2 separate regions of the Mus musculus genome follow, and region 2 is linked to region 1. The links are chromatin loops, found by intact Hi-C in ENCODE. Cell type or tissue: left cerebral cortex. All regions are shown on one strand. Links, peaks and the distances in the headings refer to the core of each region. The heading gives the core; the rest is flanking DNA. Region 1 overlaps Vps8 (VPS8 CORVET complex subunit). Region 2 has its middle 21 kb from the start of 1300002E11Rik.

What was found. A loop is a pair of places that touch in the nucleus more often than their neighbours do. Peaks named below come from ENCODE experiments on the same cell type or tissue, not always from the same donor. Only the 100,000 strongest peaks of a DNase experiment are listed, where the experiment ranks them.
Region 2: a loop joins it to region 1, with 4 times the contacts of the local background. A loop is called at or near these places in 15 of 42 quality-filtered maps.

The regions. Positions count from the first base shown.
Region 1 is chr16:21,484,104-21,494,827 of GRCm38, forward strand. The region is part of intron 20 of Vps8 (VPS8 CORVET complex subunit); the gene reads left to right. Among named protein-coding and RNA genes, the nearest start is that of Vps8, 66 kb to the left of the region's middle. In left cerebral cortex, for the core only: a CTCF peak has its summit at 4,483 (motif pointing right); DNase peaks (open chromatin) are centred at 4,025 and 4,486.
Region 2 is chr16:21,810,095-21,820,818 of GRCm38, forward strand. No RefSeq gene overlaps it. Among named protein-coding and RNA genes, the nearest start is that of 1300002E11Rik, 21 kb to the left of the region's middle. In left cerebral cortex, for the core only: CTCF peaks have their summits at 5,086 (motif pointing left), 5,287 and 6,705 (motif pointing left); a DNase peak (open chromatin) is centred at 5,072; H3K4me3 peaks cover 250 bases; H3K27ac peaks cover 237 bases.

The sequences.
Region 1 (10,724 bases), core at 917-8,916:
TATGTAGGAGACAGCACACACTTAAAAAGCACATAGGAGGCGGAGGCAGGAGGATGGATCAGAAATTCAAGTCATCTTTGCCTGTGCTCAAAATTTAAAATAAATAATTCTAGTAAACACCTAATCTTTTGGTTTCTAAACATCTAATGACAGACTCTATTACAAACCTTTTGCCTTAATCTATTTAGTGTTATGAAAAAAATCTAAAGCTAGTTACTTTATAGGCAAAAATAGATCCATTCAGCTCACCTTTTTTGCAATTTGAGAGTGTAGCACTGGTATCTGGTCAGTCACCTTAGGTGGGGGCTTTGAGGAAAACGGCACTGTCATGTCAGAAGGGTATGTGTGAGTGTTGGGTAGTGCATACCCAACAGTACTCCAAAGGTTCTGGGCTCATTTTAGCAGTTTGCTCTCATGGACTCCTATGAGGAAAACATTTTCTTTTCTTAGAGACATAATTAACTTTCCACCAGACTACAGCTCCTGAAAGTTCAACCATCATTAAGCATCCCCACCCCAGGGACCAGGCTTTGAGCGGGCAGAGTCGTGTTTAGGCAGTGCATGGTTGCTGCATATCACCCATGTAATTCTTAGCAGAACTCTCTAAGGCAGGCGCTGTTACTGCTCCCCGTTATACATGGCATGCAGGCACAGAGAGACGAGGTAAGTCGCTTAGGGCACATAACAAGGAAGTTAGTGACTGAATGTAAACATTTGGACTTCAGGGTTTCCATCTGCAGTTCTTCACTGTGTAGTTGAACAAGACTTCTTTTCGTGTGAACATAGTTCAAAAAGTCCAGATAAACGTTACGTGTTAGAGAAATTAACGCCAGAGCCCAGTGTGTGTGACGTGTGTAGCTACAATATAATTGTTCACATCTTGAAGACCCCAGGTGTTGTGGAACATCCCCAGTCACAGCATTTGCACACAAACATATTTTTGGTGGCTTGTTATTCATTCTCTCTTAATGTACTTTCATATTTTTAAGTTTTTTCTGTATGATCAGTTTATTACCAGGGCGGAGTAGGCACTTTTCAGTAAATGTTTTGCCGTAGTACTATTTATATATAGAAGCGGCACTGATACTCTTCTATCCACTGAAAGAGCACTCTAAAACCAGACACAGAAAGCCAGTTTTGTATAGGTTATATCCTCCTTTTCTACCAGTCTGTAATGTCAGGCTCCTGTGATTAATCTTTGCATATATGTATATGTGCATATAGTGTGTGTGTATGTGTGTGTCTGTGTGTGTGTGTGTGTGTGTGTGTGTGTGTGTGTGTGCGCGCATGCATACCTTCATACCCAAGTTTTGTTTTTTGTCTTTTTTTTTTTTTTTTTTTTTTTTTTTTCAAAACAGGGTTTCTCTGTGTAGTTCTGGCTGTCCTGGAACTCACTTTGTAGACCAGGCTGGCCTCGAACTCAGAAATCTGCCTGCCTCTGCCTCTGCTGCGTTTAAAGGCATGTGCCACCACCGCCGGCTCATACCCAAGTTTTTATCAGTGACATAAGTAAAGTTAGTTTATTGACAAGCCTGTCAGGGCTAGGTAGCAGCAAGAGTCAAAATTGAAAATGATCTTGATAAGAAAATCCCATTTAATTGTGTATAAACCTGACAAGATTAAACATTAGATTCAAATTTGTTTACTAGATTTGAAAGGTGTAGCTAGGTAGGAGTTAGAAATATCTTTAGTCCTAGTGTACTGACCCCCAGTACTCTCCTAACACCCTCCTGCGCCTGTCTTGTGAGCAGCTCTCCTCCCACTGTCATGTGACTTGCCAGCTTTAAGTGGGGCTGCGCCTGTGTGCATAGGTTGGGGCTGTTTACTGGAAGGAATGCCCCTCCCCTGCAACAGTAACAGCAGGGTGTCAGCCCTCATCCCCAAGGGCTCAGTCTGTTCAGGCCCACGAGCAGAGGCCCTGGTAGGGCCCATGACCTCTTGAGGCATGGGCTCTTGACCAGGATCACAGTACGAGAAATGAATTTCCTCCTCTGGAGCAGGCCTGAAATACGACCAGGAAGTGATTGGTTAACCCCTTACCAGTCCCACACTGTTGTACCAAGGGCACATCCTGAATAAGGCTAAAGTCCCCGCTGGCTCTCCTTGGAGCTGATGGCAGGTCCATTTAGAGCTGGGCACTCAGCATCACTCGCTCTCAGCACTTGGACCAGCTGTGAGTCTGCATTAACTCCCACCCACTGCAAAGAGAAGCCTGTCTGACCAAGGCTGAGATGCAAGCGGCACGTGAGGTGGACCGGCAGGAGAAGATGTTGGATTGTGATGAGACACTTTATATAACTCCAACTTGCAGGTGACTGAGACCCAAGGATATTCAGTTCAAGACTATCTCTTGCTGCACAGTGATTTTGAGTCCAGTCTGGCTTCCTAGCAGGGAGAAAGGGAAGAGAGGGAAGGAGAAGAGGGAGCAAGATGGTGCATTTCAGTTTGAAGTGAAGTGCTGTTGAGGAGATAGCTCTTGGATTTATGCCTTTCTTTTGTTTGTCCTACTCAAATGAAGGGAGGATGGCTTCTGAACAGGAGGGGCATTTCGTAAGTTTTTATTATTATATGTTAATTTTATTCTGCTATTTCCATACATGCATGTGTATGTAATGTTTTGATTATACCCCTGTTGCCCTCTCTTCTCTCCCTTTCCTTTCTTCTTCCCACCCCATCCACTTCTACGTGTGTGTCTAGTCTCCTGTCTTTTCTTTCTTGCAAATCCTTTCCCTCAGCAGTGAGTAAACTGCCTGTGCACCTGCAAGAAGTGGTGGGACCCTCTCTATGCCTCTCGATGGACCAAATCCAGCGTAGGTCCTATGAAGGCTCCATGACACTCTGACTCTTCCTCTGGCCCTCACATTCGTATGTTTCTTTTTTGCGATGTACCTTGGGGCAGGTGGTGTAGATACCCTCTTAGCTGGTATCTGAGTACTAAGGGTCACCTGTCTCGTTAACCACCGCCTAGTGTCAAAGCTTCTCTCACCAGGCCTAAGAGCAGCAGTGCTTTGGCATCAGCATGGATATGTAGAAGGCAAGTTGAGAGGCACATCATGCCCAGTTGGCAAAACAGTTGTAGCTTCCTCACTAGGACTGGACTTTTGATCAGGCTACCAGAGTGAGTTCCCTCCTGTAGAGCAGGCTTCAACTCCAATCAGAAAAACGCTGGCTATCCCCTTAAGTGGGCACACCTTGACTGGCTTGCACCTGCTGTAACTTGAAAGCCTCACATTAGTGATAGTTCTCCCCCAGCAGCCTACATAGCACCTTCTAGCACTGTGAAATGTCAATAAGTTCAGCTTTGTTTCTTTATGGCCTGAAGCCAAAGCACCTGGTGCCTTGCACAGTTGGGTCTTACCATTGAGTTGCCATGGGCAGTCAACAGCAATGGTCATAGTATTTATTGTTTTGGGAACCAGTGGAGCCTTTCTGACCAACAACTCATAAGGAGGTAGTCCACTCCTAGCATTGAGATTCTGCCCTTCCTTTCTTGCTTCCTGCCTGTGTCTGTGTCTGTAACTGAGTCTGTTTCTGTCTGTGACTGTTTCTGTGTCTGTGTTTGTCTTAGTTCTGTGTGTCTGTCTCTTCCTGTCTGTGTCTGTCTGTGATTGTGACAGTGTCTCTGTCTGTCTGTGACTGTATCTAGTCTGTTTTTCTATGTCTCTGTGTCTATCTGTATCTGTATCTGTCTGTGTGTGTCTCTGTGTCTGTCTGTGTCTCTCATCTGCGACTGTCTGTGACTCTGTCTCTGCTTATGTCTGTCAATGTCTATATTTATCTGTTTGTGTCTATCTGTTTCTGTCTCCGTGTCTCTCTGTCTATGACTGACTGTGTCTGTCAGTGTCTATGTATTTGTCTCTGTCTGTGTGTGCACATGTGTGGCTGTGTGTATGTGGAAGCTGGCGATTGATACTGGGTCTTCCTCTATGGCTCTTCACCTTGTTCTCTCACTCAGTCTGGAGCTCACTGATTTGAGTAGAATAGTTGGGTAGCAATCCCTTGGGCTTCTCCTGCCTGTGCCTCTCCAGTGCTGGGGTTGCATATGTGCTGCCACACCCAGCTTTTACATGGGTGCTGGGCACTGTACCCAGTTCTCATGCTGCATACATACAAGCACTTTACCAGTTTAGCCATCTCCCAAATCCGTGAGACTTCCCTCTGATATCTTTATGTCCTGGGAGTGGCTTTCTCCATCCACACACAGTGCTAAGAACTGTATAAAAAGACTTCCTTTGCTGGGTGGCATAGTTTGGGTTTGTAGTATCTGGGAGGTTTGTTGTACTTTAATCTTTAATACTATTACGTAGGAATCTGAAACAGAAAAGTTAGAAGTACAAGGCTAGCTTGGATCTCTGAGACCTTGCCTTAAGACAAACAAATGTAAAAAATAAAAACAAATTAAAGAAGCTATTATTGGAGGCAGAAGAATGAGCTTTACTGGTTAAAATGTCAGTAGTGCTAATTTGTGTCCTGCCAGCAGGTGGCACCTCGTACCTACTGCCAGCAGCCACACTTTCCTCGTGGAGTCAATAGGTAATGCTATTTAACAGTTATGATGTCCTCTCAGGGCAGCCATTGGAATTTTGAAGGTATTACAGTGAATCTGTGGAATACTTCTGGTAATGTAGTCATTTCCATACAATGAATTCTGCCAACTCAGGAACATAGCGGACGTCCCCATTACCTGGTGTTTTGTTCATCTCCTTCCTCAAGTCGGAACATTCTCATTGTGCAGGCCTTTACCTCCTTGGTTATGGTTTTATCCCTTTTCTTCGTCAATTGTGGACGGGGTAATCTTCCTAATTTCTTTCTTAGCAGATTCAGTATTACTGCATAAGAAAGCTGACCTTGTCTCCTGCCACTGTACTGACCGTGTTGACAGATGGAGCAGTTCTCTGCTAGAGTCCACGGGGTCCTTTAAGGACATCATCTTCCAAGTAGGGATAGTCTTGGCATCTTCCCTTTTGCACCCGTGTTCATCAGGGAAATTGTGTGTTGTGGTTTGTATTTTGCTTGTGTGTGTGATTTGTACGTGTGTCCTTGTTTTGCTGCTGGAAATACCAGCTTCTTAGAATGGCTTTTGTAGTGTTCCTTTCCTTCCCATTTGTGGGACAGTTTCAGAGGCGTTGGTAGATTTTTCCTGCTCAGTTCAGACTGATGCCGCCCAGTCCTGGGCCAGAACCCGGCTCTGGCTGGAGCCTGTGGGAAACTTTTCACTTTGCTTCTGTCCCACAGCTTCTTGGGTCTGTGCGCATTGTTGGTTTCATCTGGCTTTAGTTTGGGCAGGTTGTACACATTCAGAAGTTAACATGCTTCTTCTAGGTGTTTCCACATTTGAGAATATACATTTTAAAAGCATTTCCTAGTAACCTTGTGTATTTCGTTGGTGATAGGTCTCTTCCATCTGTAACTTTATACGTTTGGCCTTGTTTGACTTGTTTTTGCTTGGTTTGGCTTGGGAATTGTGAATCTTGTTAATGTTTTTCAAAGAGGCACTGGTTGATTTTATATAATTACTCTTTACTGTTTCATCCATTTCTGTCCCCATCTTTATTATTTTTTGCTGTCTGTGTATTTGGTTTTAGTGGCTTCTTATTTCTCGAGAACCCTGAGGCAAATCATTTGGTTACCTATTTTGAAATCTCTCTGATTTTTTAATATGAGTGATTAGAATGGTAAGCCTTTCCCTTTGGTTCTTGCGCCACTAGGGCGTGCCACCAGTTTCATCTGGTTCTGGTAATTTTTAAGTTTCCTCTTGGGTTCTGTGGACTACTGTTTTTTTACCAGGGTTTTGTTTGGTCTTTACATGTTTGTGTAGTGTTTGAGGTTTGCTGTTGATTTCTAGGTTCCATTGTGGTCTGATAAGAAACAAGGAATTATTTCAATTAAAAAATATATGTTTAATAACATTTTCTTATTTATTTATGTGTAGGGGAGTGAGTCAGAGGGGGTCTGCATGTATATGTATGCCACAGTGAATGTCAGAAGACCACATAGTGGGTCCCCAGGACTGTGATCTATTTACATTGTTTCCATAAGTATTTACACTCGTTTCATGCATGCCATTTTTCTCTTCTTACCTCTTCTGACTGGTTTTGATTTGCTATCTACCATATCAGATATAGAAATTCCTGAGCCAGCTTGTTTCCAGCGTACTTTTACTTGGTATGTTGCTTCCTGACCGTTGACTCCCCGGTTTTGGCTGTTTTTGCTAGTTACACTGGTTTATTGGAGGCAGCATGTACTGGTTTTCTTTCTTGTGCATATATGTGTGGCACATATGTCTTGTGCATGTGTGGTCATGTGCATGTCTGTGTAAAGGCCCATGGTTGATGTGGGCAGTCCTCCTACTGTCCTATCTTACTCATTTAGCAGGATCTCTCAGTTAAACCTGAAGTTCACTGATAGGGCTAGCTTGACTTCTAATGTCTAATGTACTGAAATTAAAATTGGGCCACGACAGCCATATAGCCATATAGGTTATATATATATATATACATATAAGGATATGAACTCCAGGCCTCACACTTAGTCTGTGTTTTAAGCACCATCTCCCCAGCTCTGGATCTTGTCTGTCCTCCCAACCCCCACATCCAGCCTTTCTCTGGGTCTTGATTGGTTAGTTAAGGCATTTTGTGTATAAGATGGTTGTCCTGAGCCGTGCGGTGGTGGCACATTTAATCCCAGCACTTGGGAGGCAGAGGCAGGTGGATCTCTGAGTTCGAGGCCAGCCTGGTCTACAGAGTGAGTTCCAGGACAGCCAGGGCTATACAGAAAAACCCTGTCTCAAAAAACAAAACAAAACAAAATAAACAAACAAAAAAAGATGGTTGTTCTGGTGGGTTTTGCTATTTGCTATAGTTTTGTTGGAGGTTGTGTCTGGGTGAATTATTGGTAGGTTTTTGTTTTTTTTTTTCCTCATTTGTTTACTGGTTGGGGCCATCTTCACTATGCTCCATTAGCTGTTTCTCTTGTGAAATGCATTCTCTCCTGTGTCCTTGTGGGTGAGACAATTTTCTTCTCCTTCTGTGTAGTGTCCCTTAAGACAGTGCGGGCTCAGTTGTCATGAATTGCCTTAATTTGTTCTGGAAGCAGTCATTTCTCCGTCAGTTTTAAGAGAGAACTTGGCTGCATGTAGCAGTCATGGTTGGCAGTTTCTTTTCAGAGCTTGAAATATGTAGACCTGTTTTCCTGGCTCTCAGTGCTGGTGACAGATCCGATGTTATGCTGGTGTCTTCTCTGTGATGTGGAGTTGTTCCTTACAATGCTAGGCAATGTATTTGTAACATTTTGCCATGGCTAGGTTCTTCGGTGATCAGGTCTTTGGGTTTGGATGTCTTTTTCTAGCTCTGGAAAATCTTCACTATACTTTGATTGAATAAATTGTGTACGCCTTTAGACTTTATCTCATCTCCTTCTACCCCATGACTTCTTAGGTTGTGTCTCTTGTTTGGGTTGTGGTTATTAATTGCCTTTCCTTTTATACATCTCTATGTGCTGCTGTCTTGACGGTGTCCCCTGTGCCTGGAATCCATTCTTGGGCCCGATCACGTCTCTGGTGATGTTTTCTGCCGTTTAGTATAGTTTGGTTTTGTTGTTGTTGAGATATGATCTCACTAGCTCTGGATGGCCTGGAACTTGCTATATAACCTAGGATGGTTTGAATTCATAGAGTCCCTTCCGTCCCTTACTCCTTGGTGCCATGGTTAATATACTTGATATATTGTTTTTGTTTGGTTGTTTTTTTTTTTTTTTTACAATAGCTTTTAATTTTTTTACTCTTTCATATAAATACATATAATTAATATTGATGATACATTGCCCCTTCCCCTCTGTTGTCTCCTTCTACAATCCCCTTTCTTTCTCACATGCCTCTTGTTTGCCTGTTTGTTTATAAATAATCCAAGAGCTTAGTCAGGATTGGTTGCACATGCTTGGATGCAGTGTTTACTGGATTGTGGAGAATTTAGTAGTGGTTATGCCTATGACTGTCCCCTCCTACAGCCATTAACTGCCATAGGGCCTAAGATAAGGGCGGGGCCTCATAATTCTCCCCTGTCCAGTCCACGCTGAAACGTTCACAGTTGGATCTTTGAAAGGTTTTGTGCAGGTTCTGCTGTGTATTTCATTCTTTGATTACACAAATTTCTGTTTGGTTCTTTTTTAGCATCTCAATTTCCATGATAAATTTTTCTTCATGGTCTTAATTTTTATCTCCAAACTAATGAGTTGTCCTCTTTTTTACATATTTATTTTATGTGCATAGGCATTTGTTTTTGCCTGCATGTATATCTGTGCACCACATGCATGAAATGCCCGCAGAGGCCAGAGGAGGGGTCAGACCCCTTAGAGCTGGAGATACAGACAGTCGTGGGCCACCGCATAGGTGTTAGGATTGGGACCCAGGTCCTCTGTGAGGGCAGCCAGTGGTCTTACCTCCTGAGTCACCTCCCCAGTCTAGTTACTTCCTCTTTCATCTGCTTTGGCGTCTTTCTTGCCTAGGTGCTGAATTGATTTTACAGCTTTCTCTCTTAGTCTGAATTGATCTGTCTTATTCGTCTGCTTAGTGCCTGGTGTTTCTGGGTTTTTAAAATTTGTTTTTCAGGCATCTCATCTTTCAGAACTCTGTACCAACTTAAGCATTTTCAAGGTTTGTGAGAACAATGTTCTTCGAGCCGCGTTCAAATTGCTCGTCTCCAGTCTTTATATTGGAGGCCATTTAATTAAAGATCTAGGAAGTATTGTTGTTACCTCTGGCACTGTGGCTAAGTCCGGGACTAGCCTAGAGGCTTTTGCTTTCCCGAATGATGGGTTTATTTCCCTGGCCTTTTCTTTATTTTTAGAATCCTCTGCATCTCCATGTGTCAGTTCAGACCATTTCCCCCTGGTGCTCTTTCAGGCTAGAGATGCAGGTGTTTTTATTTCAGGAAACATTATTGAATTCCCTGGTGGGCTACTTGCTATGCTCCAGCGCCTTCCTTCTTATTTGGGATTCCAGTCATGCATGCATTGATACTCTCCCTTCTTCTCTCAGCTTTCTGCTTCCCTGTGTGCTCTTCCTGCCTCTTCTGTCCTCTGTCCCAGACTCTTTACTCACCACTCCAGCCTCTGCAGCTGGCTCTCACTGTCACTGGAAGACAGACTCCTAAGTAGACATACCAGTGGTTTTTCCAGCCATTGGAATCCAGCAGCATCTTTGGGGACCTCAGTAATTCTCAATGCTATATTTAAACAGCAACAGTAGTGGGCACTACTACTACTACTACTACTACTACTACTTCTTCTTCTCCTCCTCCCTCTCCTCCCTCTTCTCCCTCTTCTCCCTCTCCTCCTTCTCCTTCTTCCTCTTCTTCTTCCTCTTCTCCTTCTCCTCCTTCTTCTTTTTCTAATTTAAAGACTTTATTGGCTGAGTGAAACTGATGAGATATGGATAATGTATCAGTGTTACTTTCTGAGGATTCTCTTTTGTTTGTTTGTTTTTGTTTTTTGAGACAGGGTTTCTCTGTATAGCCCTGGCTGTCCTGGAACTCACTCTGTAGACCAGGCTGGCCTCGAACTCAGAAATCCGCCTGCCTCTGCCTCCCGAGTGCTGGATTAAAGGTGTGGCCACCACGCCCGGCTCTGAGGATTCTTTAGATGATGCTCTCCTTCTCTGTTTTGTATGTAATAGTTTTAAAACAGATTCTGCCTGGTAAGTTTTAGGGTTTAACTACTGGTATTGGCAGTCCCTAGTGGCACTCGTTCATGGTCTGTTATCTCATGAGGTAGGTGTTCAAATGTTTTATTTTGAGCACATCTTTGGGCAGGGCCTTTATTGGTGGGACTTATTCTGCCTTTATTGGTTTGGAATGTGTTTCTTTCACACAGCCCATGTGTACCTTTTCCTAGAATCACTGCTTTCGTTTCTTGGCCTGAGTTAGCACAGGAAGAGAGTGAGTTAACATTCTAAGGAGATAGAGACAGGCCTCTGACATCAGTGTCTTAATGGCAGTCTCAGAGAGTACAGACTTACCCCACCAAGCCAGGCCTCTGCTCATCTTCCTCTGCCGGGTGTTTCCTCCTCTTCAAATGTCCTTTTATGGAAGATGCAGGGTTTTAAGGATCCCAGGTTAGGCTTTTCCTCGGCTATGCTTCTCTCTGTTGCTGTTAGTGTAAGGTCCCAACAACTCATGGCATGGAAACTCAGGCTCTTCTGTGACAGAAGGACAGACATACAATACAGGACCACCCAGGTGGCTTCTATTGCTTTGCTTTGGTTTCAGTCCTCCATTCTCTTTACACTCTGCCCTTTATTTTGTGAGAGCCCAGCTGTGTGCTTTTCCTATCTAATTTTTAAAAGATATATTATTTTTATTTTTAATGATATGTATGTGTGGATGTGTGTGTGTGCTCGCACTCGAGAGTATAGGTGTGTGTAGGCAGAAGGGTTGACTCCCCAGGAACTAGAGTGACAGACAGGGTTTAGGCCACCTAATGTATGTCCTGGGAGTTAATCTTTTTTTTTTTAAAGATTTATTTATTTATTACATGTAAGTACACTGTAGCTGTCTTCAGACACTCCAGAAGAGGGCATCAGATCTTGTTACAGATGGTTGTAAGCCACCATATGGTTGCTGGGATTTGAACTCAGGACCTTTGGAAGAGCATTTGGTACTCTTAACCACTGAGCCATCCCTCTAGCCCCATGGGAGTTAATCTTGGCTCCTCTGAAAAAGCAGTGTCGA
Region 2 (10,724 bases), core at 1,692-9,691, 330 kb after region 1:
CTGCACTAAGAGGTGTGTATAGATCCATGACCCAAACTGAGCTTCTTATATTTAAAAATTACTTTAAAGAGTGCATTTAATTAATATTCTGCTTTGTTCTGAAACACTTGAAATAGCTATAGTACTATATGTACCGCACTATCCTGTAGTAACTATAGTGTTGGGAAGACATATGCAGACAAAACAAAGAGTGTAGTAGTCATTTTAAACTGGGTAATGTTTATAGGCAGGAGGTCCTACACACTGACAATGGGCAGGTTGTACATTGGAGTCTTTGAAAGTTATCTTGCTCAGATACGACTGCACTGGAGTCACGAATCTTGTTCTGTGGAACCCTAAAAGCCTGTTTGCCTAGAAGGAAGCTTGACATTGCTATTCTAGAAAAAAACCTGACAATGGGCCTGCTCATTGTCAACAGCTTGCTCACTCAGAGGTGGCAGTCACCAGAACCAGCCACTGCTGATGTTAATGTCTAAACATTCCCAGAGTTGATGCAAACTTGGTGACTGGATAGTTTTGAAAGTCATTTGTCAAAGATATTAGCCAGCATGTGGATCACTCCAGGTCCTCCTGTTCCAGCCACGAGGAAAGCAAGAGTACAGGAGTTGTGCCTGCCTGCTGCCTGCCTGCCTGCCTGCTTGCCTGCTTGCCTGCCTGCCTGCCTGCCTGCTTGCCTGCTTGCCTGCCTGCCTGCCTGCCTGCCTGCCTGCCTGCCTGCCTGCCTGCCTGCCTGCCTGCTGCCTGCCTGCTGCCTGCCTGCCTGCCTGCCTGCCTGCTGCTTGCCTGCTTGCCTGCTTGCCTGCTTGCCTGCTTGCCTGCCTGCCTGCTTGCCTGCCTGCCTGCCTGCCTGCCTGCTGCTTGCCTGCTTGCCTGCTTGCCTGCTTGCCTGCTTGCCTGCCTGCCTGCCTGCCTGCCTGCCTGCCTGCCTGCCTGCCTGCCTGCCGCCTGCCTGCCTGCCTGCTTGCCTGCCTGCTTGCCTGCCTGCCTGCCTGCCTGCTGCTTGCCTGCCTTTCGAGGAGGGTCCTTGGCAACTTATGTGTAGGTTCATACATGTTAGAAAGCAAACTGGGAAGGAGGATGAGAGAAAGAAGTAAATTGGGTCTCCAGAACTCTTTCACTAATTCAGATTCAGAACGATCTTGTGAGTGTAGAGCTCCACAGGCCATCACTTGTGCAGCACATGTCTGTCTGTCCACCGTAAGTGCACTTTCCCAATACTCCTTTGTCCTTTTTGCCATTTTCAGCTGAGTGTGATAAGGGTGGGAGCCAGAGATAGTGAGGGACAAAGAGAATTGCAGACTATATTTCCTAGACAATGCTGGTGTTTCTAGGAAAAGACGGTACTGTTTAGCTGAGTGGTATTGATGTGCAATGTGTTGTGATGTTTTCTTTTTTACCTTGCACTTTCCTGTCTTTGACATGGAGATAATTGAACCTTTTGACATCAGGTTTTCTGTACTGCGTCATTTTTCAGACTTGAAAGAGAACTGAGAACAGGGTTTTTAGAGTAATGAGAGAAGAAATAGGGAAATGTCCATAGTCCAAGGTTATAACCCGTCTCAGGGAACAGACATAAGTTGGTAAGATGTGAACATCATAAAATTATTAAATCATTGAAATGATTATCACACATAAGGAAACTTGGCCAAAAGCAAAATCAATACGGTATGTTGCCAATAGTCTGTAGGAAACAGTTTTAAAAGGTGTTAGTTGAGATTATCCAACTATTTGACAACTTTCTATTCAGTGTTTCAAGAGATGAAATCATTTGATTTTGATATTTGATGACTAATAAGAGAGCCTGAGGCTGGGAAGATGTACCCGTATAAGAATGACACAAAGAATATCATATCTTCTAGCATCAATACTGCAGAAGCAGATCTTATTTCCAGGAAAAGTTTTGAGCTAGCAGAACGAGAATACCTTGCAGTGGATTTGCTGACATAAGTTTTGACATATGGTAAGGACAAGAATATGCCAAAACTTTTAACTCAGTGTCTTCCCAATGATGTTAACTCAGAACAGCCGGCAGAATAAATGGATCTTAGTGATAGGTCACTAGCCTAGAATGGCTCTATAGTGATAGGATGCTAGCCTAGAATGGCTCTGTAGTGCTAGGATACTAGCCTAGAATGGCTCTGTAGTGCTAGGATACTAGCCTAGAATGGCTCTGTAGTGATAGGTCACTAGCCTAGAACAGCTCTGTAGTGATAGGATGCTAGCCTAGAATGGCTCTGTAGTGATAGGATGCTAGCCTAGAACAACAGCTCTGTATTGATAGGAACTTTGCAAAATGCTTCTCTCTCTCTCTCTCTCTCTCTCTCTCTCTCTCTTTTGTGAAAATTATATCGTTTCCCCAAACAAGTGTAGCTAAAACTTTCTTTTTGCTCATACAATCTATTAATAATCTTTAGACTACTATTTTAAGAAATGTTCTAGATTAAGAGCCTTTGAAATGGGTGAACAGGTAAAGGTCCCTGCTGCCAAATTTATCCGGAGTCTGATACCTGGGACCCACACAGCGAGTGCATCAACTTCTGCACATTGTCCTGTGACCTCCACGTGCGTTCTGTGGCGTGTTCACACATACAAAGTAAATACATGTTAAAATGTCCTAGATAACAGGCAGTGGTGGCGCACGCCTTTAATCCCAGCACTTGGGAGGCAGAGGCAGAGCCTGGTCTACAGCATGAGTTCCAGGACAGCCAGGGCTACACAGAGAAACCCTGTCTCAAAAAACTGAAAAAAAAAATGTTCTAGATAAAAGATACGTGTGTCTATATATGACAGCTGACAGGTGTATTTGATATACTTTAAAACCAAATAATATGTTTTTGCTCAATATCTATTCTTAATGAACATAGATCCTAAAACATTAAGAACTATTTCAGGTTTGCTGAGAATGTACTGAATTGGGTGTGTGGCCACTAAGTAATGTGTACAGACCTGACCTGTCAGCCATTGCCCCTCCTTCGTGGCCTTCAGGATCTCTTAGCTTTGGTTCTCCTCCACTTATCCATTCTAGTGTCTGTTGCCCCCTTCTTAACTCCTTGACCTCAGTATGTTGGGGTACCCTAGAACTCAATCCTTGTGTGTTCTTCTCTCTTTGTCTTCTGTCTCCATCTCTCAAAAATTTATAATCCTTTCTCTTCAATTTGATGGCTCTATAATTCTGACTTGTCTTCAGCCTGCACCTCTCCCTAGGCTTGTGTGTGCGACTGCACAGCAGACACTAGTGTGAACAGTCAGAGGAGAAAGGTCAGACAAACAACACCAGCTGAAGGACATATCTAGGAAGGTCAGTGATGAGATCAATTCTGCACACTCTCTGTCTAACGTGCATCTCAAACTTTTAACCCACTCAAACTCCTGATCTTTGCTCCTGTCAAAATTCTCTTGTTTCCCCAGCTCACTAGCATACAATTCCGGGCTTTCCAGTTCTCCAGCCTGGAGTTACCCTTGCAACCTAATGCCTTAGATTGTCCCATGGAGTCAACTCTGAGTGCATCAGCCTCCACGCATCTCCCTAGGCAACTGCATGTCCTGCTGAACGAAAGCCATGATGTCACTCCCTGGAATGGGGGTGGGGTGTCCCCTTTACCTCTTCAATGCGACTTCTTCTCTGTCCTGATTCACTTGCTTCTGCTGCTGTCCCTGCTTTGTGTTTGGAGAGACCCCTTTGGTGTTGTTTCCTGTTCTTGGGATGTCCCTCCCTCATTCCACATGCCACTTCCTTTACTCTTTCAGGCCTTGACTCAAGTCACTTTCTTAGTGAAGTCTAGGTTAGCCTACTGTATAACCCCTTAGCCTCCCTTCCCCCACCGTGTGTAGGCTTTATCTAGGAAGGTTCTGCTTGCTATAGCGCTTTTGGGTTCATCTTTCCGGTGCCTCTGGTCTATAAAGCTTCTGCAGGGAAATCCACTGACCATGTTTAGGAGCTCTTGTGTATGTGACAGATTGATTTTCTCTTGACACAAGTTTTTCTTTGACTTTTGACAGTTCAGTTATATTTCTTTCTGTGGACTTCTTTGGGCTCATTAGTCAGAACACTTTGACCTCATTAAATTTAGATATGCAGGGGCGGCGAGATAGCTCAGTGGGTAAAGGTTCTGGCTGCAAAGCCTTATAACGCAATCAGTCCCCAGAACCTAGGTGGAGGAGAGTTGTTCTGTAATATTGTCACATGTGTATCATAGCACATACATACCTCTTCATACGCGGTAAATAGAGAGGTAATGAGGATGTAGAGGCCTGCTTCCCTTCACTCAGTCAGCAGGACTGGGGACGTGAGCGATGTCTGCCACCTTACACTGTCCCTCTCTTACACTGTAACTCTGTGTGTGTTGGCCATCTTAACAGTGTCTCAGGCCCTCGACTGTCACGTTTCCTTCTGTCCCTTCTACTTCATGATCTTAAATCGTCTGTCTTCGAGTTTACTGAGTTATTTGATCAAATGTAATGTTGAAAACCCATTGAGTTTTTCAGCTCAGTTACTGAGTTCTCCAGTTGTGTATTTTTTTCCTTTGGTTCTTTTATGTGATTTCTGACACCCTGTTGGTATTCTCTTGTTCCTGTATTACTTCTGTGATTTCACTGGCTATTTGTGTTGTGTCTTACAGTGCCTTCAGTTTCTTTAATACAATTTCTTTCTGTTCTTTCTCTGAATTCTTCAGCTTTGGTGTATACCCGGATTGTTTGTTTCGTTGTTAGTTTTGGTTTGCACAAAGTCTTACTCTGTAGACCAGGCTGGCTTCGTGCTTATGGCAGTCCTGCCTGAGCTTGCCCACTTGTTGAGTTTACACAAGGGAGCTGCCATGTCTGGGTAGGTTTCATTTCTGTGCTTCCTGTGACAGTTCCTCGTATTTGTTTCCTGTTAGACGTACCAAGAGAATAGACCTGCAGCCTCTTCTCCCAGTCATTTACGGACTAGATTCATACAGAGTGGATATTCACCCATCAGCCGAGATAGTTGAACCTCTCAAGTCTTTTATGGGTGCGTGGTCTCTGGACTGTGGGTTTATGTAATTCCATAATTGGAACACTTTTCCAGGAACTTGTAAGGGCTTCTTCCTCCCTCTGGTGTCTATTCTTGGTACTGCATACTCAGCACTATCCAGGCATCCAAAAATCCCACATTATCTCAGCACTTCCAAGTCAGGCTTGATAGAAACAGTCACTTAAAGCTTCTGAAAAGACGGGAAGTTAGACATACTTTCTTCTTTTCCCTTCTCCCCACAAGGAAGAAACTATGTATTTTACATTTCCAGCCGTGCTGGGAAGTGTACACTCAGCTACATGTCAGGTGCCTGGCTGCCTGTGGAGCTCTATGGCATCCAAATATGCAGTCCTACAAGAAAGTGAGCCCTTCAGATGTGTGTTACACTATAAATTGGGTATGACTCAGGTGAGCATAGCTGGGCTGGCCCTGGAAAAGGACACGTATCAGGGGAAATAAAATGCTTTTTACATCCGTGTGAAAGTGTCTGCGGTCTCAGCTCATAGAGACCAGCATCATATATTTCAGATACAGCTGCCAGCTCCAGATTGCTCAGCCGAGCAGCTGCAGCTTGTCATTGCCACAGATCCCTCCTCGGATCCATTAGGTTTGCTAGGGTTCACACAGAACCAGGAACTTACCTATGGATGGCTGACCGTAAAGGGAATTAGCAGGAAACGATGGAGAGGGACAGAGCAGGGCACGTGAGATGGGTGAGGGCTCTGCTCTCCAGGAATGGCCGTGGCTGAGCTGCCAGATGCTCCTTTGGGCTTTTGTGAGCGCTTCATTACCCAGCTGATTAACTGCCATGTTGCTTTATTTAACTCTTAGGTCCCCGTGTCCACCCAGCATCTGATGCTGCCCCTCAGTCTTGGTGGTGCTGGGCTCCCATTGGGTTTCCTAAGGTTACCAGCCATTGGCCAGCTCACTGACATAAAATATGTCTACCGCTGAAGACTGCAAGGATTTTAGGAAACAATTACACATTTTGAATTTCAAATTTTATTTTATTTTTAACCAAGAAGCTGAGAATAGGTGAGTAGACATAGAGATAAAAAACCTTGGAGAGAAGATGATTTGATTACCTATTTTTTTTCTTCTCTGTCCCAATTATTCCTTTGTTAATCTTACCTTTATTTGAAAGATCAGAGTTGCCTGTGCTTGTGGAGTTAGTACCCCATCCATTGTTCGTCAGTAAACTGGAGGCAGTAGGACCACTGAGAACCTGAGCAAGAAAGACAGCTGGTCGTCAAGACAGCCAGCAGTTAGTGCGATGTCATGCCTGACAAAGCACAGTCACAGTTAAGAGTCTGGACACTTCATTCCATGACATAGAACACATATTCTGAGGATCTGAGCACAAGTTTTAGAGACAGAAAAGGACTGGAAGAAAGAATTGACAAGTTAGCCGGGCAGTGGTGGAGCACACATTTAATCCCAGCACTTAGGAGGCAGAGGCAGGCAAATTTCTGAGTTCAAGGCCAGCCTGGCCTGCAGAGTTCCAAGACAGCCAGGGCTGCACAGAGAAACCCTGTCTCAAGGGAAAGAAAAGAAAGTAGCAGGGGATAGAGAAATAGCTCAGCAGTTAAGGGGATTATCTGCTTTTCCCGAGGTCCAGAGTTCAATTCCCAGTACTCACATGGTGGCTCACAACCATCTATAACGTGATCGGATGCCCTCTTCTGGCATGCAGGGGTACATGCAGATAGAATACTCATTCATAAAATAAATCTTGAAGGAAGAAGGTGGGTCATTTCCTTGAAAGAAGGGACAGGAGATGGAAGATCAGAAACATTCCTGTTTATATCAGGATCCCTCTTCCCGGGAGCCGCAGGGACCGATAGAGGAAGCTGTAATCCTACGGTTATAGCTGACCTACTTGGGGAAGTTTGGCTCACAAATCCTGATTCTTCAGGTCAGAGAAATGGCTCCGTTTCAAACTTTGCTGGGTTGAAATGGATGACACCATTTCAATTTTTAGCCTTGCATGTTGGATCCCAATAGCGGAGCTTAGCCCCTAAACAACAGCATTCAGTAATTTCTGTTTAATATGCCAGTACTTCAAAAAACGCATGGTAAGACAGGAGGTATGACTCAGCTGGTAGAGTACCTGCCTAAGCATAAGACCCTGGAACCCATATTCCTGGCTCCTCCTGCACTCGGGGCTGAAGTACAGCTGTCATTCATCCTGGCTCTCAGGAGGCAGAGGCAAGAGGATTAGGAGCTGAAGGGCATTACCACCTACAGAGGGAGTTCAAGCCCAGGCTAGACCATGTGAGACCCTGCCTCAAAACAAAGGGTTGGAGAGGTGTGGAATAGTTTAAGAGTACTTGCTGCTCTTGCATACGGTCTAGGTTTGGTTCCCGGGACCCACATGGAACTCACAATCATTCGCAACTCTAGTTCCTGGGGATCTGATGCCTGGTTTTTGGCTGCATAGGCACCAGGTTTGCACATATATACATATCTTAGGGTTTCTGTTGCTGTGAGGGGACACCTTGACACAGCAACTCTTACAAAGGAAAGCATTTAATTGGGGGGCTGGCTTATATAGTCCAGAGGTTTAGTCTATGTCACCATGGTATGCAGATAGACATGGCGCTGAGACAGTAGCTGAGATTTCTACATCTGGATTCTAAGGAAGCAGGAAGAGACTGACACTGGGCCTGGCTTGAGCATTTGAAATATCAAAGCCCACTGCACTGACACACTTCCTTAAACAAAGCCACAACACCTAATGGTGCCACTCCCTATGAGTCTGTGGGGGTCCATTTCATTCAGACCATCATAATACATGCAAGCAAAATACTCGTAAAATCTGAAAAATAACTATATTTAAATAAAAATATTCTTTAGCAGTTAAACTATCTCTCTACCTCCCTTTAAAATGTACAAAATTTAAAAACTATTATAAAACTTATGTCCCCTGCAATAGAAGATGTCAGCCACTATTGAGATATTCTAGAACAAGTTATCCTTAAGCTCAGTATCGCTGTCTGCTGAGTGTGCTTTCATCTCAGTTTCTAACATTAATAAAAAGTTCTGTAGAAACTCGGACTGTGAAATGTTACTCCCCCACCCCCACCCCCACCCCAAAACAGTGTTTGAAAGAAAAGTTTCTGGGCTACAGTTCCGTGTAATGTTTACTGTGTTTTCAACTTCTGAAAATGAGAGGGGGTGTGGCTAGCCGGTGGGTGTGGCTAGCCGGTGGTGTGGCTAGCCGGTGGGTGTGGCTAGCCGGTGGGTGTGGCGAGGGGGTTGTCGTCTGCACCTTTTGTGTTGAGTTTCATCTCATGATTGGCTCACAGTGCAAAGAACAGGACCACCTCACCTCACGGTGCCTTTTCTACAAAGATAGATGTTTTAGGAGTTCTCAAATAAAAACAATGAAGGCTTCATATTATCTAGGTTTTTAGGTGATTACACTGAAGTAACAGAATTCAGATATGGATTCAAATTCTCACTTCAGAATGGTGTATTCTGTATTTGAAAACAGGCCTGTTAGTGATAGGTTGAAGCCGTGCATTTGAATGTACTATAAGTACATAATGTGAAATATAATGAAATTTAATACTTTGTTTTAATACTTTGTTTAGTGACCTAAGAGAGAAAGAGCTTTTCGTTTTGTATAAAACATATTGATTCATCTGTAGTCGTAACTACCAGGTTCAAGGTGCAGGGACAGATACCACTTGGCATACCGTTCTAGTGTGTCATGTGAGCGTAGTTTCGATTTGGAAGTTCAGTAGGTACTCCCAGCTGACAGGGGAATTCCAGCAAGGTCATTCAACCGTTCAAACCTTAAAGGCGAACACAATTGGGAAAAGCTGCCTCTGTGTAAACATTAACCCCTCTGGTTTCAAGTGGCTCCTTTTATCCTGTTTGGTTTAATATAAAAGGGAGACCTGGAACTCGATATCTTTATACTTAGATTAAAAATAAGTTTAAGGAACTTGGAAGCATATTCTTCCATGATTTATTATTTCTTTTAAACTTAGAAGAAAAAAAAAGCTGCTCTCCCCAGCTAGCTATGGGAGGGTTGTTGTTGTTGTTGTTGTTTTTAACCACTGTGTGTGCACATGTGTGTGTGTTGGGGGGTGGGGTGGGCTTGGGGCTTAGCTTGCATGCGGCGGAAAGATCCTTAGCATGCATGTCGATCCTCATCCAGCTCACGGGTTCCGAAGCTTGGATCTCTGGCTGCAGGCTTGTGGCCAGCACCTTCATCCTTCCTAGCTCTACTGAGCAGAAGTTCTTAAAATATTTTCAGTATGTTTTTCTCAGTACATCTATCAGTCTAAATGAACCAATTCTTCTTGAAACATTATAAAGCTGCCCTTAACTGACATTAGGAAACAAACGGTGCTGGGTGCAAATCATGGCTTGCAGCATTTCTCAACCTCTGGGTCTCGACTGCACAGGGTCTCAGATCAGACATTCTACAGACTCTTGCTGCTTCAGTGGGGGGGGGGGGGGTTCATTTGCTGTCGAAAGACAAGCTTTTAAAAAGTAGTAAATATTTATATTTATGAAATAGCTCCAGCATGAGTATGTGCATCCCTGCAACGGGTCTTGATGAGCCCCGTTCCCACTAAATCCTCCTGTGCGCTCGCTCATCCCTGATCCACAGAGGAAAGCCAAGAGCTGGGGTCTGTGATAACTGTTGTCACTTCTCCAGGGGATCTGCACATGCCTGTATATCCTAATCCAAATGCTGCCTAGCTTTCAAGTGCTTCCTTTAAACCTCATGAAAATGAAATCAAATTGTCTGCACTTTTTCCTAGAACATACTTTAAGAAATGGTAAGTTGGGATCGCCGAGTCAATATTACAGTTACTGCCGCTTGCTCATTAGTTCCCATTGCTGGATGTTGCATTAAGTGACCTAGAATTTAGTAGCAGAGTCTACTGGTATATGCAGGTAGATATATACATACATAGCTATTTCCAACCATACATAAACAAAGATTAAACTGAGTCTTTACTAGGTGAGAACATTGCCTCGTCTGTCTATGTCTGATACTGTTTTTCATGTCACCACACACACAGAGTAATAGATAATGTTTGTGCAGTGCAGTAGGCTAAACGAGGGAATCTGAGTTCCTGCTTTGGAGCTTTCACGACGAAGAGCTGAGCTTCACATCTGGGCACATTATTGCATACTGCATCTTATCACACTGGTTGGTCAACTGCTGGGACTTGTGTGTGTGAGTTCAACTTTAGATAGAGGTTCACGCTTCTATCCTGCCACCAAACTCCTTAGTGGGATTAGTTATTAGTTGCTGTAACCTTGTATTTTCTCTGAATATATATTTAAAATAAGAAAGGAATGACTAAGAATTCTATCATTCTCACGATTATGGAGATCAAAGTTGAAAAATGAAAATAATTTATTAATCTGCCATACCAATTCAGATTGCTCTCAAAAAGCATGATAATGTCATTAAAACAAAACAACCCATTACATCAGAGAGCTGTAGGCAGGAGGCACTGTCAAGGAGTCTGAGCAGAGTTGCTGTTCACTGTGAGCCACACCCTGGGCCAAGTGACTTATGGAAGCCCCACGCTGTCCCTCAAGCTTGGTGTTATTTTCACCTGTTGTTTCTTAGCCTCAAAAGGTAGTCCCAGATGGTGTACAAAACGAACAAGAGCTGCTGGCATGGTGCATATAAACTTAATCCAGTACTTACAGGCAAAGGCAGGTGGATTTTTGTTGAGTTCAAGGCCAGCCT